2 separate regions of the Mus musculus genome follow, and region 1 is linked to region 2. The links are chromatin loops, found by intact Hi-C in ENCODE. Cell type or tissue: heart. All regions are shown on one strand. Links, peaks and the distances in the headings refer to the core of each region. The heading gives the core; the rest is flanking DNA. Region 1 overlaps Cdh4 (cadherin 4). Region 2 overlaps Cdh4 (cadherin 4).

Evidence for each region. Peaks named below come from ENCODE experiments on the same cell type or tissue, not always from the same donor. Only the 100,000 strongest peaks of a DNase experiment are listed, where the experiment ranks them.
Region 1: a loop joins it to region 2, with 2.5 times the contacts of the local background. A loop is called at or near these places in 1 of 42 quality-filtered maps.

What each region holds. Positions count from the first base shown.
Region 1 is chr2:179,764,887-179,771,241 of GRCm38, forward strand. The region is part of intron 2 of Cdh4 (cadherin 4); the gene reads left to right. Among named protein-coding and RNA genes, the nearest start is that of Gm36066, 36 kb to the right of the region's middle. In heart, for the core only: no CTCF peak of the experiment used is centred there; no DNase peak of the experiment used is centred there; H3K4me3 peaks cover 503 bases; H3K27ac peaks cover 1,766 bases; H3K27me3 peaks cover 914 bases.
Region 2 is chr2:179,864,964-179,871,318 of GRCm38, forward strand. All of the region lies in intron 7 of Cdh4 (cadherin 4), which reads left to right. Among named protein-coding and RNA genes, the nearest start is that of Gm36066, 64 kb to the left of the region's middle. In heart, for the core only: no CTCF peak of the experiment used is centred there; a DNase peak (open chromatin) is centred at 2,828.

The DNA.
Region 1 (6,355 bases), core at 1,513-4,012, 100 kb before region 2:
CCCACAGAATGGTGCTCCCCACACAGGACCAGAGGGCCATCTACCCACAGAATAGTGCTCCCCACACAGGACCAGAGGGCCATCTACCCACAGAATAGTGCTCCCCACATAGGACCACCTGATCACAGAATGGTGCTCCCCACATAGGACCACCTGATCACAGAATGGTGCTCCCCACAATAAGCCTCCCTACTTCAACAACAAAGATAATCCCATGCTCATAGGCCAGTCTGTCCTGAACAATCCCTCAGAAGAGACTCCCTTCTCATACAACACTAGACCGTAATCACAGTCTGTTCTCACCAGGCCCCAGTTCCCATAACTTGGAGGCTTTTTATATATGGATAAATGCTTAGGCCATAAGCTTGGGCTTGTTCCCTGACAAGCTTGTAACTGATAGAACCAGTTTATTCTATTCTGTATTTGCCATGAGGTTACCTCTCCTCCATTTCATATATTGGTCTCTTCCAAGTCCAGGCTGAACTCTTCCCACTTCTGACTCTTTCCCGGAATATATTCTCTCTCTCTCTCTCTCTCTCTCTCTCTCTCTCTCTCTCTCTCTCTCTCTGTGTGTGTGTGTGTGTGTGTGTGTGTACTCACATGCACACATGTAGTGGCAAGTGTGGACAGTATGACATTTATAAAGGAGACTGAGAGAAGGCAGCATCAGTCAGTGAGGAAGCAGGCAAAGACCCATGGGTCAAGAAAGTAGACAGGAAGCTAATTTTCCTTTTTCTATTTTCTCTCCATCATAATTTCTTTCTCTTTCTTTTTTTCTGTGGTGAATAAGTGAATCCAACTTTCTGAATGTTGAAGTAGCGGAACCGTGAAACAAACCACGCATAAATTATGCAGTTTGACACCGACAGTGTGAAACCCTGGGCAAAGCCCTGCGGGTTCAGAGAGACAGTTTGGGAGCGCGAGGTGTTTGAGAGACTTTCTTGAACTGTGTATACGCTGCTTTTATTTGTGAGCTAATTAGAATAAAGTGTTATTGTAGGGTTTATCTTTATTATTTTTAATTATGTGCGCGTGGATATATGCATTTGAGTGTGAGTACCCCTGAAGCCTGCAAGCATTGGATGCCTCTGGAGCTGGAGTTACAGGCAGTTTACAGCCGCCTGGTGTGGGTACTGGGAACAGAGCTCGGGCCCTCTGGAAGAGCAGTATATGCTCTTAACTACAGAGCCATCTCTCCAGGCCCGTAAAAATGTTGTTTTTATAATAATAATAAATGGGGTTTTTTTCGACACCCCCCCCAAAACCAAAGACTTCTCCACCGTGTTTAAGTTGCTCCTCTAAATAATGGCCATCCCAAATCACAAAACCCGTTAGAGCTGTGAATTCTAAGTGCGGGCAGCTGTGTTTGGGCTCCCCTCCTCACACAGCCTCTCCCAGAAGTCAGGGAAAGCCAGTGAGCCTGGGTGGATGTGCACCCTGACAAGGGCCTGCCTCTCTAGCTTGCTTCCTGAAGAAGAGACGATTTCTGGGAGTTTCTGTTCTGCCGGGGCTGTTGAGAAGGAGAAGCAGGCAGGAAATCACCCCACTTTCCTAAAATTCAGGATAAGTGCAGGTGCTACTCTGAGCTCCCTTGGCAGGGTTCAGACCAAGGCGCCTTGCAGCCTCTGAATGAGGAGTCCCCCAGGGTCTTCTGCGTCTCTCATGTTTCTTCTCAGCAGCTTAAGCAGAGGGATGAAAGGAGGGACGACGCCCCAGCTGCCCCACCTGCAGACGCCCCAGCTGCCCCACCCGCATCATTCAGGGTCTACAGACAGGAGCTTATTTGTGTGTTTGGAGGGCATTTAGCATCCAGGGGTTCTTTATGGTGAAACAGTTGTTCCCGGTGCCAGCACATGGACTCTAATGGGTTCAGCTCCCAGGAACAGGCAGAGGTTGGTCAGTGATGCGGCCCAGGAGCTGAGCTGAGCTGAGCCACGGTCCTGCAATCACGTCTTCTGTACATGGCGGCTTGCTTCCCTCTCGCGAGTGATTGTAAGATTGCAGGAAGCTCACCTTCCTCCTTGACCCATTCCAATCTCCGAGCTTCCAAATTACAGGCACTGTGCTGAGTGTTCCCCTGAGTTCAACTGTCACAAACACTTTGGTGAGTGAGTGACATTAGTGTGCAGCTTCTCTAGCCACAGTGAATCAGTAAATCAGACTCTGCCACGTACAGGATCATGCCTGGTAGCTTTTGAGTGTTGTGCTAGGTCAGACATGATCAGAGACATTTAACAAGTTCTTCAAGACCACACAGCTTGGTCCTCTAGCTCCAAGCACTGGGCCCTTACAAAGGAGGACTCTGAGGTGGAGCCTAACAAGAGAAAGGCTGGCATAGACTGACTGTTCTTTCCCAACAAGTCTTTTTCAGTAGCCTGGGAGATCTAAGCCAAAGGTCACCTTCCTCTGAAAGAGCGCGTTCCTTTTGAGAGAAGCCTGGAATCTCCTTCGCTCTCTAGTGTGCACTTGGCAGGGGCTTCAGAGTGACTAGGAGCGGATGGATAATTCATCTGGATGGGTGGGGATGACGGACTGTGGGTTGGGCCAGATGGCAGAGAGTCTGCGCAGCCCCCTCCGGAAGAAATCACTGGAGGAAAAAAAAAATCTCTCCTGGTCCACTGACCTTTCTGCAAGTTTTAATTTGCACCCAGGAGCTAAACATCAACTAAGTCTTAGGTGTTCGCCTGCGCGCGTCTCCAGTGCTGTCTGTTGGGATCTTGTGTTGAAATTATCCGGGATTATCACCTTGCCGAAGCTCTTCATTTGCATAACAGACACACGCAATGGCTCCCTGCAGGCACTGGCTGTCAGCTAGCTAACTGCTGTTTTTCTCTGGACTGGGAGGGGGTGGTCACTGAGGACACTTGGGGACCCAGTCAAAGGCCACATGAGACGTTTGCATGTTCCTGTCTCTTCCGAGCTGACTTCATTAGCCTCATTTTGCCCAGCCCAAAATTCAGCCCCCATCATGGAGATGAAAGGAAACAGCTTTCCCCGAGGCATATTCCTGCAAACCAGTCCTGACCTGTGGAGGTGTGGAAATTCCATGACCTTCTTTAGAGAAATGAGGCAGAAGTAGCCTTTGGACTGGACCTTCCTGGCTGGTGAAAACAAAAGAAGAATTGTAGGGGAATGTGCGGTCCGCCCCAGCCTTCCTCTTATTCGAGGAAGGGATATGGAGACCACAGCCTCCATCACAGGGCACAACAACCTTACCTAGAGATGGATGGCAATGGAGTTTCCTGACTGAGAGGGAGCATTGGACCAGGGAGATGCCTAGTCATAGTCTCTGTGGACATGGGGCTTGACTTGGAGGCCACTCCATACATTTGTGAAAAAGACAACCTAGGCAGAAGCCATGCCCTAGATAGCATGGGTAACCCTGGCCCTTCCGGCTTCACATGCCATGTCCCCAGCACAGCCAGTCAGGCTGGCTTCACCTTCCTGAATCCTAAAGTCAGGTGTGACCATCAAGTTTGCTTCTCCCACTGAGCTGAGAGAAGCGAAATGCTCTGCTCCTCAGCGCCCTCCACCCCATGCAGTCGGGACGATATCATGACACACAGAACCTGTGGCTTGATCACAATACTCTTTGGAAGCAAGAGGGGTCTTGACTCCTGATTCTTTGAGGTTGACCCATGTGGAGACCAAGGATAATGGAGAAGGTCATTAATTGGAGGCTGTGGTCTTCTGTCTGTGGAGGTCAGCTTCATTTTCATAAGGGAGATTTCTTACCACATCTATGGGACACTATATACCCATGCCTCAAATGCCCGGTCCTATGGGAATGCTATAGTCCCATGCTGGAAGGAGGTTCAGAAGTAACCCTGTGTCTTCTGAAGAACTCCCCTGTGGTGTTCCTGGTGGCCTCTGGCTTCTGTGGAACTGGCCCCTCTGTCTGGGGTGGGCTTAACTGCTGAGGTCATAACCTGCCCTTCCTTGGATTCCTCTCCAAGCACAGCTCCATCAAGAGCATTCTCTGGGCCCCAGGACCAGTCAGACACTCCTGGGGCTCTCCCAGAGGCTGGGTGCTGTGGAGTCCCTAGCAAATGCACCACCCAGCAGCCCAGGCTTCCTAGGCATTGTTGCCTCCTGAGAGGGTCTGCTCTTGTCTCAGGGTAGGGTCCACCGTGGCCCATTAGGAACAAAGCAACCTAAACACCATCTATGCCAAAAGGTTCAGGCCTTGGTTTTCAGGCACCCACCAGTCTGCTTATCTCAAGGGATCTCCATGTACTTTAAAATTCTGCACTGTGGGTGTGCCAGAGTCAAGAGGTCTCCCATGGAAAACCTGGCAGAAGCTGCCAGGGCAGACCAAGAGAGTTAGAGATGGGAAAAACCATGTTTGCATTTCCTGGGCTGCTTCTTATTGACTCTAGGAAAATGGCTGGCAGCCAGTGTGGGCGTCTTGACAGTAGCGTCCAGATGGTAAAGTTCAGGCTTATATTTGGCTTCAGCCCTGAAGCTGACAAAGAGCCAGACTAACAGCTGCTGGCTGCCTCAGCCCTGGGGGACTCAGACCACGCCCCAACCCCTGGCATCTCACTACTGAGCTTCCAGATAGGCCTAGGATCTCTGCTTCTTCCTAGCGCACTTTTAGAAGCCATGCTTCCCACCTCATGTCTGTATGTACGTATGACACACAGAGCTTGCCCCCACCCAGACTTACAGATATGACACACAGAACGTGACCCCACCCAGGGTTACAGGTTTGTCTCCTCTCTTCTAGTGATGACTAGTTGCTAGGACAATGGCTCCAGGGCTTCAACCCTCCTTTCTTCCCAAACTTCCCTGTAAGAGTTTTAGCAGGACCCAGCCTCCTGAAGCCTTAAGGCTAGAGACAGACAGGAAGAAAATGCAGAACAGGAGACAGCTCCACAGCGCCCTAAATGGAGAAAAGCAAGAGTGGGCAAAGCAGAGTGCCTGGACCCCATCACCCACCCTCCACCTACAAAAAGGGAGTGGGGGAGGGGCTCCAGACAAGAAAGAGTCATCTCCCTACCTGGGTCCTAATCACAAATGATTTCATTAGCCCCATCCTGATGTGCAAGACACTAATGAGAGAGAGGTTGGCAGCTCTAAAAATAGCTCACTCCTCTTGTTTCTTGTTTTAAAGACACAGCCCCGGTGGGGCCGCTGGGCCCTGGTTGTCAACTCCAGCATGGTTCTTATCACCACAAGTGTGTGACCAGAGCTCGCAGAGAAGACGGCAGCTGTGGTGGATGAGAGACTGTGGGCAACCTCAATGTGGTCCACGCCCTCCGCCCCTCAGCACCACACACACTGAGGCTGCAAGTGCTGACAGTGTACCGGGTGAGGCTGAGCAGTAACACTGGTGTAGGCTGACCTGGGTGGGGTTTGTAAACCGAAGAGGTGTGCCAATGTGCTGTGCCTGCTGTGTTCCTCATGAGAGGTGACTTATGGCTCTTGAGGGAGCCCCCTGCCTAGCTGATGCATCCCGGGGCAGAAGCCATGTTTCACAGTTGTGGTACATCTGTCTGTAAACCAGGGCATGGCTGGAAAGATGGTTGAGTTGTGAAGCACTTCTGAGGACCTAAATTCAATCCCAAAAACCACATATAAAACAAAATAATCTGGGTGTGGTGACGTGTATGTGTAATCCCGATGCCAGAGAGGTAGAGACAGCCTAAACTGGTTGGTGAGTTCTAAGCCAGTGAGAAACTTTACCCCAAAAAGGGAACCTGAGGAACAACACACAAGGTATTGTTGGGTATTGGTATCTGGCCTCCACGTGCATGCACACACAAGGGCACATATGCACAAACACACATGAGTGTCTACATATGCACAAACACACATGTATACAGGAGCACTGTTGCAGGGGCAGCGGCTCATGTGGAGGTCATGAACCAGAGAGACATGCGCATGCCGTGCCTGGGGGCCTGGGGTGCTCCCTCCTGAGAGACGTCTCAGGGGATGGTAGCACCCCCCACGTCTGCAGTGGGACTGAGGGAGGTGCCTGTGTACTGTGATTCACTCCAGTCTGGCACATAGTTCCAAACGATCATACTAGAGCTACTAATGTCATTGTCATGATCACCTCTGTCAGTCATCATGATCTCCCCATCAGCTACCAACATCTCTGTCAATCAGCTGCAGCACCCCCATCTGTCAGTCATCACCAGCTGTCTGTCATCATTATCATCATCCTTGTCAGTCATCAGTACCAACACCGTCATCATCATCACCCCTGTCAGCTGTCACTGTCATCAACTCTGACAGTCATTACCATCACCATCACCATCATCACCACCACTGTTCCCACACTGTCATCCATCACAAGGACTGAGAAGGGACATGTTAGTTCACATTTGCCCAGAATGATAGGCATTCC
Region 2 (6,355 bases), core at 1,409-3,908:
AAGGCATGTTCTGAAGCAGGCTGTGACCTTCCCCAAGCCTCATGTACCTGTCCCCTGTGTTCCTGCAAATCATCCCTGAAGCCACTGAGGCACTCTTTTGGCTCCCCACACATACCAGGGTCTGTCCTCTGTCTTCACGGACTCTCCTTCTGTGTTCTCTGTCCCCATCTGTGTCAGCAGAAGTCAGAGGAGCCATTTTAGCTGACACCATGAAACTCCTAAGACACAGACAGGACAGCGAACTTGAGGGTCCAGAGACAAGAAGGCCTCAGGTCTGGTCAGCTCTGTGCCACAGAGTCACCACACAGCTCTTTGTCCATTCACTCTGCCCTCTGCTGGCATCACATACGAAAGTCAGTACACTAAGGGAAGATAGCTGTCTCTGCTTGTGGCCTCTTGTGAGTGTGAGCATCCCTCAGGGACATCCTGTAAACGTCTTTTCTTCAGCCCGACTGGTGATGGTCACCACCTGAGCCCAGGCCAGTTGCTGGTTGGAGTGTGGACCATCAAGGCAGGCTGGAGTCATCAAGGCATTGCCGCAGCCAGGCCTGGTCCCTCCCTATGGACAGAACTCCTAGCATTTCCTCATGCTGAGGCTCTCACATAGGCCAAGTACCATAAGCTCTGATGCCTACAGCTGTAGGAGAGTCACAGCCCAAGCTAACACAGACAAAGCCATGTTCAGCCAGAAGACAGGGGGCCCCAGAGTCAGAGAAAACAACCAGCCCTGTAAGGACATCTGTAAGGACAGATGATGCTCTAGAAATCAGGTCCCTAAGTGACAGAGAAGACTGGCCCATAGGACAAGCCAATGGCTTCAAGGACCATCAGTCAGGCTACACCCACCAAGAGGACCCAAAGAAGAACCCTGGAACCCATGGGCCGTTAGCTTCCCAGAGCTAAAGGAGCTTCAGCCACACCCAGACTACATAGAGATGGGTGTCACCTGAGCTCTCAGCACCCTCAAAGTGGAGGGGAGGGGAGGGTAGTGTCTTAGTTAGGGTTTTACTTCTGCGTACAGGTACCATGACTAAGGCAACTCTCATAAGGACAGCATTTAATTGGGGCTGGCCTACAGGTTCAGAGATTCAGTCCATTATCATCAAGGTGGGAACATGGCAGCATCCAGGCAGGCATAGTGCAGGAGGAGCTGAGAGGTCTACTGATCTTCATCTGAAGGTTGCTAGGAGAAGACTGACTTCCAATCAGCTAGGATGAGGGTCTTAAAGCCCATGCCCATAGTGCCATGCCTACTCCAATAAGGCCACTCTTCCTAATAGTGCCACTCCCTGGGCCCCACTAACCACAGTGAGGATCACAGCTCAACCTGCTCAGGGCTGCTTCAACCTCCATCCTGCCTTAGAGCCTCCACTGCCAATGAGACAGTTGTTGTCTAACTGCCCTCAGAAACAACCCACCAGGTTGGCACAGATGGGGACAGATAGATATGATATCCCCAAATAGAAGAGCCAACCCAGGGTGCAGGGTAGCAGAAACTTTCTGGGCCAGGAGTGAAGGAGAGACCCCAATAGCTTGAGACCCAGAGTCCCTGGAGTCATTGCCCAACCACAGCCCTGGTCCACTTAGTATCCATATTGTACTGAATGGTAGCCCTGAAAATGCACCCTCATGTAGCATCTGGAGGCCAGAAGCATCATTACCTCTTTTGGAAAAATGTCCTTGAGAAAAGACATTCAGTCCTGGAAAGGTCATCTGGACTTGGGTGTACCCAGACCTACAAACTGGGGTCCAGTAAGATTCAGGTGGAGGAAGATCTGAGACAGACACAAGGAAGACCGTCGCCAGACAGTGTCAGAAGGAGGAGAAGAGGCCTGGGCCTGAAGAAGAGAGAGGGCATGGAAGGGAGGATGAGGGGACTAGATCATGTGATGGAGTCAGCACAGGAAGGGACAGGAAGGAACAGGATGACATTTTGTTATATCTGAGTCCCACACTCGAAACACCGCTGCTTAATCTACTAGGAAAGCCACCAAGTGAGCCGTGATATGATCCTATCTTGCTCTGGATTTTAGTCTTTTCTTACTTAAGGCCCCAGTAGGCTACTCAGGCATAAGCAATACTTCAGCTGTGTACCAAAAAGGCAGGTGCAGATACCCCAAGACCATCCCACAGACCACCGAGTCCCTACCGCCAGGTGAAAGTCCCATCTCTCAGGTTCTTCCTCTGGCATCTGGCCTGCCAGGTCGTGAGCTTCTCTGTGCCTTTTGTTCTTCTCAGAAGACACTACCTGAGGTGGCCTTGCAGGAAGCAGGGCTGAGTTCTCCCTCAAGAGGATCTGGCTTGGGGACAACAAGGGCACATATGGAAAGTCACGCTCTGAGCAGTTACTCCCATGGCCACACTGTGTGTGTGTGTGTGTGTGTGTGTGTGTGTGTGTGTGTGTGTGTGTGTGCGCGCGCGCGTGCGAGTGCATGTTGGCTCTGTCATGGCTGTGTCAGGCCATCAGTAAGCACAAGAGAGAGGCAGGATAGATTGCCATGATAAAGGTGTCTGTCGCTAATGTGGGACCTGATAGGAAGCTCTGCAGAGCATTGTAGAAAAACAGATGACCCTCTCTCTGGCCATCCCAGGCAAACAGAGAGGCTGCTTGCTTTTTAGACTTTTTCCAGTACTAGGAACTGACTCCCCATTCCCAGGGCCTCTGCTGGTTAGGCCAGGGCTCCAGCACCAAGCTGCATCCCAACCCAAGAGTTTTTCATCACTGGCTCCATAAGAAAACATCTCAGCAAGGGCAGGGCAGTGTGTGGTGACACAGGCACTCCCAGGAGCAGGCTGCCTGAGGGACACCACCCCAGCAAACCCAGAGACATCCAGGCACTTCCAAAAATATCCACAAACATTGAGACGTGTCCAGAAACCCCAGGGACATCCAGACATGTCCAAAAATGTACAGACACATTCAGAAGCGTGTGACATGTAGTAGGCAAGGACATCTGTATGGGGATTTCCAAGCGGCCTCTTCCACAGCATTTCCAGAGCTTTCCAGACAACACCTCCCTACAACCTTTGCTTGGCAGCAACTCAGGAGAAACAAGGCCAGAGAAAGCAGGACACTGCCCTTCCTTTTCCAAAGATGGAAACAAAACCCCAGACCCTGTCTCAGCTACCTTCCCAGCTCCACTCGGGACAAAAGCATCAGGACCAGGACAAAACCAAACCAACCCCGGGGACCCAGCAACCTGGCACTGGTCCCTTACACTGTTCCTCCCAGCCAGCACTGAGGTCCAGCCACAGCCTGCTCAGAGAGCCTGAAAGGGCCCTGAAACATGGCCCAAGCACTCAGGAAACTAGCAGGATCTGAGCCTGCTGTGTCCAGGGTGATTCTGGCCAGGCTGAAAAGGAGCCCTGGAGAGCCAAGGGCAGGTGTCAGCCAGGAGCGCAGGGGTGGAGGGGGCAGAGGAAGCTGGAATGGAATGCTAGCAGCACCTACTCCTGTTAGGAGCTCTGCAGGACGGACCCTCAGGGCTGTGCCCTGCTTCCCCTCCTAGAGCTCTCCCACACTCCATTCACTGCACTTCTTATTCGGGAGAGCCCCATACTTTCTGCTCTTGCCTATTTTCCTCTCCTCTGACTTCTTCCTTCAAGGGCTACCAGAAGTGGCCTTCAAAGGCATGGGGTCAAAGAGTCCACCATGGAGGCCAAGCGAAGAGATAGGAATGCCCATGGTGTGACCGTCATTAACCTTTAAGTATGAAGGGATGGTGACAAATCAGACAGGTTGGTCTCAGTCCCCAGATCAGGGTCTTCCTGGGCTCTGACAAGCAGCAGGACAGAGCGTAGCTTAGCTCAGGATCACCCAGTCACAGCCCACAAGCCAAGTCCAACCCTGTAGATGGGTACAGGGAGGTGTGTGTGGCTATGTGCCTGCGTGGTAAGTTGTGCCGACACATACAGGGTTACTCCATCGGTCCGGACACTGAGACCTTTCCTTGATTCCCTGTGGCATTCATCAGACGTAGGATGCAGAGTAGCCAGAGCATCCCCAGACAGTCCACATCACCTGTTGCAGCAGAGCCTTCTCCTTCCATGTAAAGACTTCACAGCACCACTTGTTCAGATCTGAGGTCTCAGACAGGCAGCCAGAGACAACAACCACAGCCACAGATGGAAACTGTATCTGTTGGTTATCTCTAAACTTTGTCAGTGTTTAACCAGGAGGCTTTGTACACAAATCCTCTAGATCCTTCCACAGCACAGGCTCTCACCTCCCTGCATGCTTCTCTGGAGGGACTGGGAGGCCAGGAACTGCCTGAGCCCAAGTGTCTACAACCTCTGTGTGCATGTGCGCACACGTGTGTGCACACACACACACCACACACTCTTGCAGGTGCGTGCACACACATGTGCACATTACCTCCCCCAAGGCCTTAGTACAAACCATTCCCTCTGCCGGCCATAGACCTCTCCAAGCATATTAAGAGGAGATGGTAAATTCAGTTAGCACTCCATGCCTACCACATGCTCTATCCATGTGCACAGAACGTGCCATTATCTGAAGTGACTGTTTTCCCTTATTTATTGCCTGCTTCCTTCCTCGGAGCCCTGCATCTCAAACAATGTCCCCCTTGGGACACTACTACACTGCTGGTATCTGTGATTGGCTCCTAGCACCCATGGGCAGAGTCTATGGATACTGCCCAGTGCCCACATAGAGCATTGGATATTCAGCAACAGAGCGTGATCTGCCCACAGATGTCAATGATCCTCATTTGGAATGAGCTGTCCTAGAGTCAACCTTGGAAAGATAGGAACCCCAAGGGTGGGTAATCCACACCCTCCAGGAGGACAAGAGGAAAGTGAAAGGGGGCAGTATGCAGCCTGTGGTTTGAGTCAGCATCCCCGGGGAAGCATGTGAGAGCCAGAGGGGTTGCCAGAAAGGGCTGAGAAGGAGCCTGGATTCCTCAGCCCTCCCTGCTTCAAGCAGGGACATTTCTGACACTCCAGGCTCCTTCCGTTGTGATGGGTGGTTCTTCATGAAGAAGAGCGGTAGACAGGCAGCATGGCTGAGAGCAGAGCAGAGCAGCTGACTCCACCCTGTGCCAAGCCTGAGGCTTGCTAGGCTGCTGGCTCCCCACAGGCAGCAGCAGTAGAGAGGAGGGGCTGTGTGCACCCCACTGAGAGGAGCTGCATTCTCTTCTGCTTGATGCAGCAGAAAGAGCTGCTGGCTGGAAAGAAATAGGAGGGAAGCCCACTCATGTGTCATAAAGGCAGCACCAGGAGCAGGTGGCAGGTCTAGGCAGTAGGAGCCCCTGAGTGGTTCTGTAGCTCACTACCACCACCACCACCACCACCACCCCCACCACCCCCAGACAGTGGCATCACCACCCTAGCCACCCCAGGCCCGCAGCAAGCAATGCTAAAGTTTGAGCAAGAAATACATCCTTTGGCTCAGCAACTAGAAGCTTCAGGCAGGACGGAGTTTAAAGATTTATTTTTATTGTTTTTTTTTTAATTATGTGGTTTTGTGTGTGTGTGTGTATATGTGTGTGTGTGTGTGTGTGTGTGTGTGTGTGTGTGTGTGTAAGAGAGAGAGAGAAAAAAAGACAGAGACCGAGAGACAGAGAAAGAGACAGGGAGACAGAGAAAGAGAACAGAGACAGAGAGACAGAGAAAGAGACAGAGAGAAACAGAGAGAGAGAAAGAACCCAAAGTGAGTACAAGCACACATTGGCCAGATGAGATAATCAAACTGGAAGAATCATACTCAGGTCCTCTGAAAGGGCAGTACACGTGTCAAACCACTGAGCCATAGTCTCCAGTGAGGATGCTCGGGAAGCCCGAATCTCAGGGACTAGGATAGTGAGTGGAGGTTTGCCCAAGACACAGGCCTTCTGTGACCACCTTTATAGGAGCTCTGCTGGCAGCCTTGGCTCTGCACTTAGATAACTTCTTGGTGCTGGGTCATCATCAAGCGTCCACCTGGGCATCCGGTGAGGTGGGCACATCTCCCCTACTCAACCTCAGGCAAGGGAAGTCTCAGCAGTGGGACATGGCAGAGCACTCTGCCACACCGTGGGACACCGCTGCTGGGGCCCAGTGGTCTGTGCATGCTTGCATCACCTTATCCTGACACTGGGTGCAGAAGAATAGAGCAACCTTCGGACAGGCAGGAATGCTCTGTGATGGGGTTCAGCCTGCTGAGGCCCTATGGAACCCTGGGAACTCCAACTGTATCTCCCAGCAGCCCAGCAACCATGGAGAACAGTGAGCACACAGTCCCCTTGGGCTCCCGGAGATAGAGTGGCTAATGAGAGCAGTGTTGTACAGCCCTTTCCACAATGTCCCAAAGCCAAGGCTTGCAGCCTGCAATGGTTTCCACAGGCAGCAGCGGTAC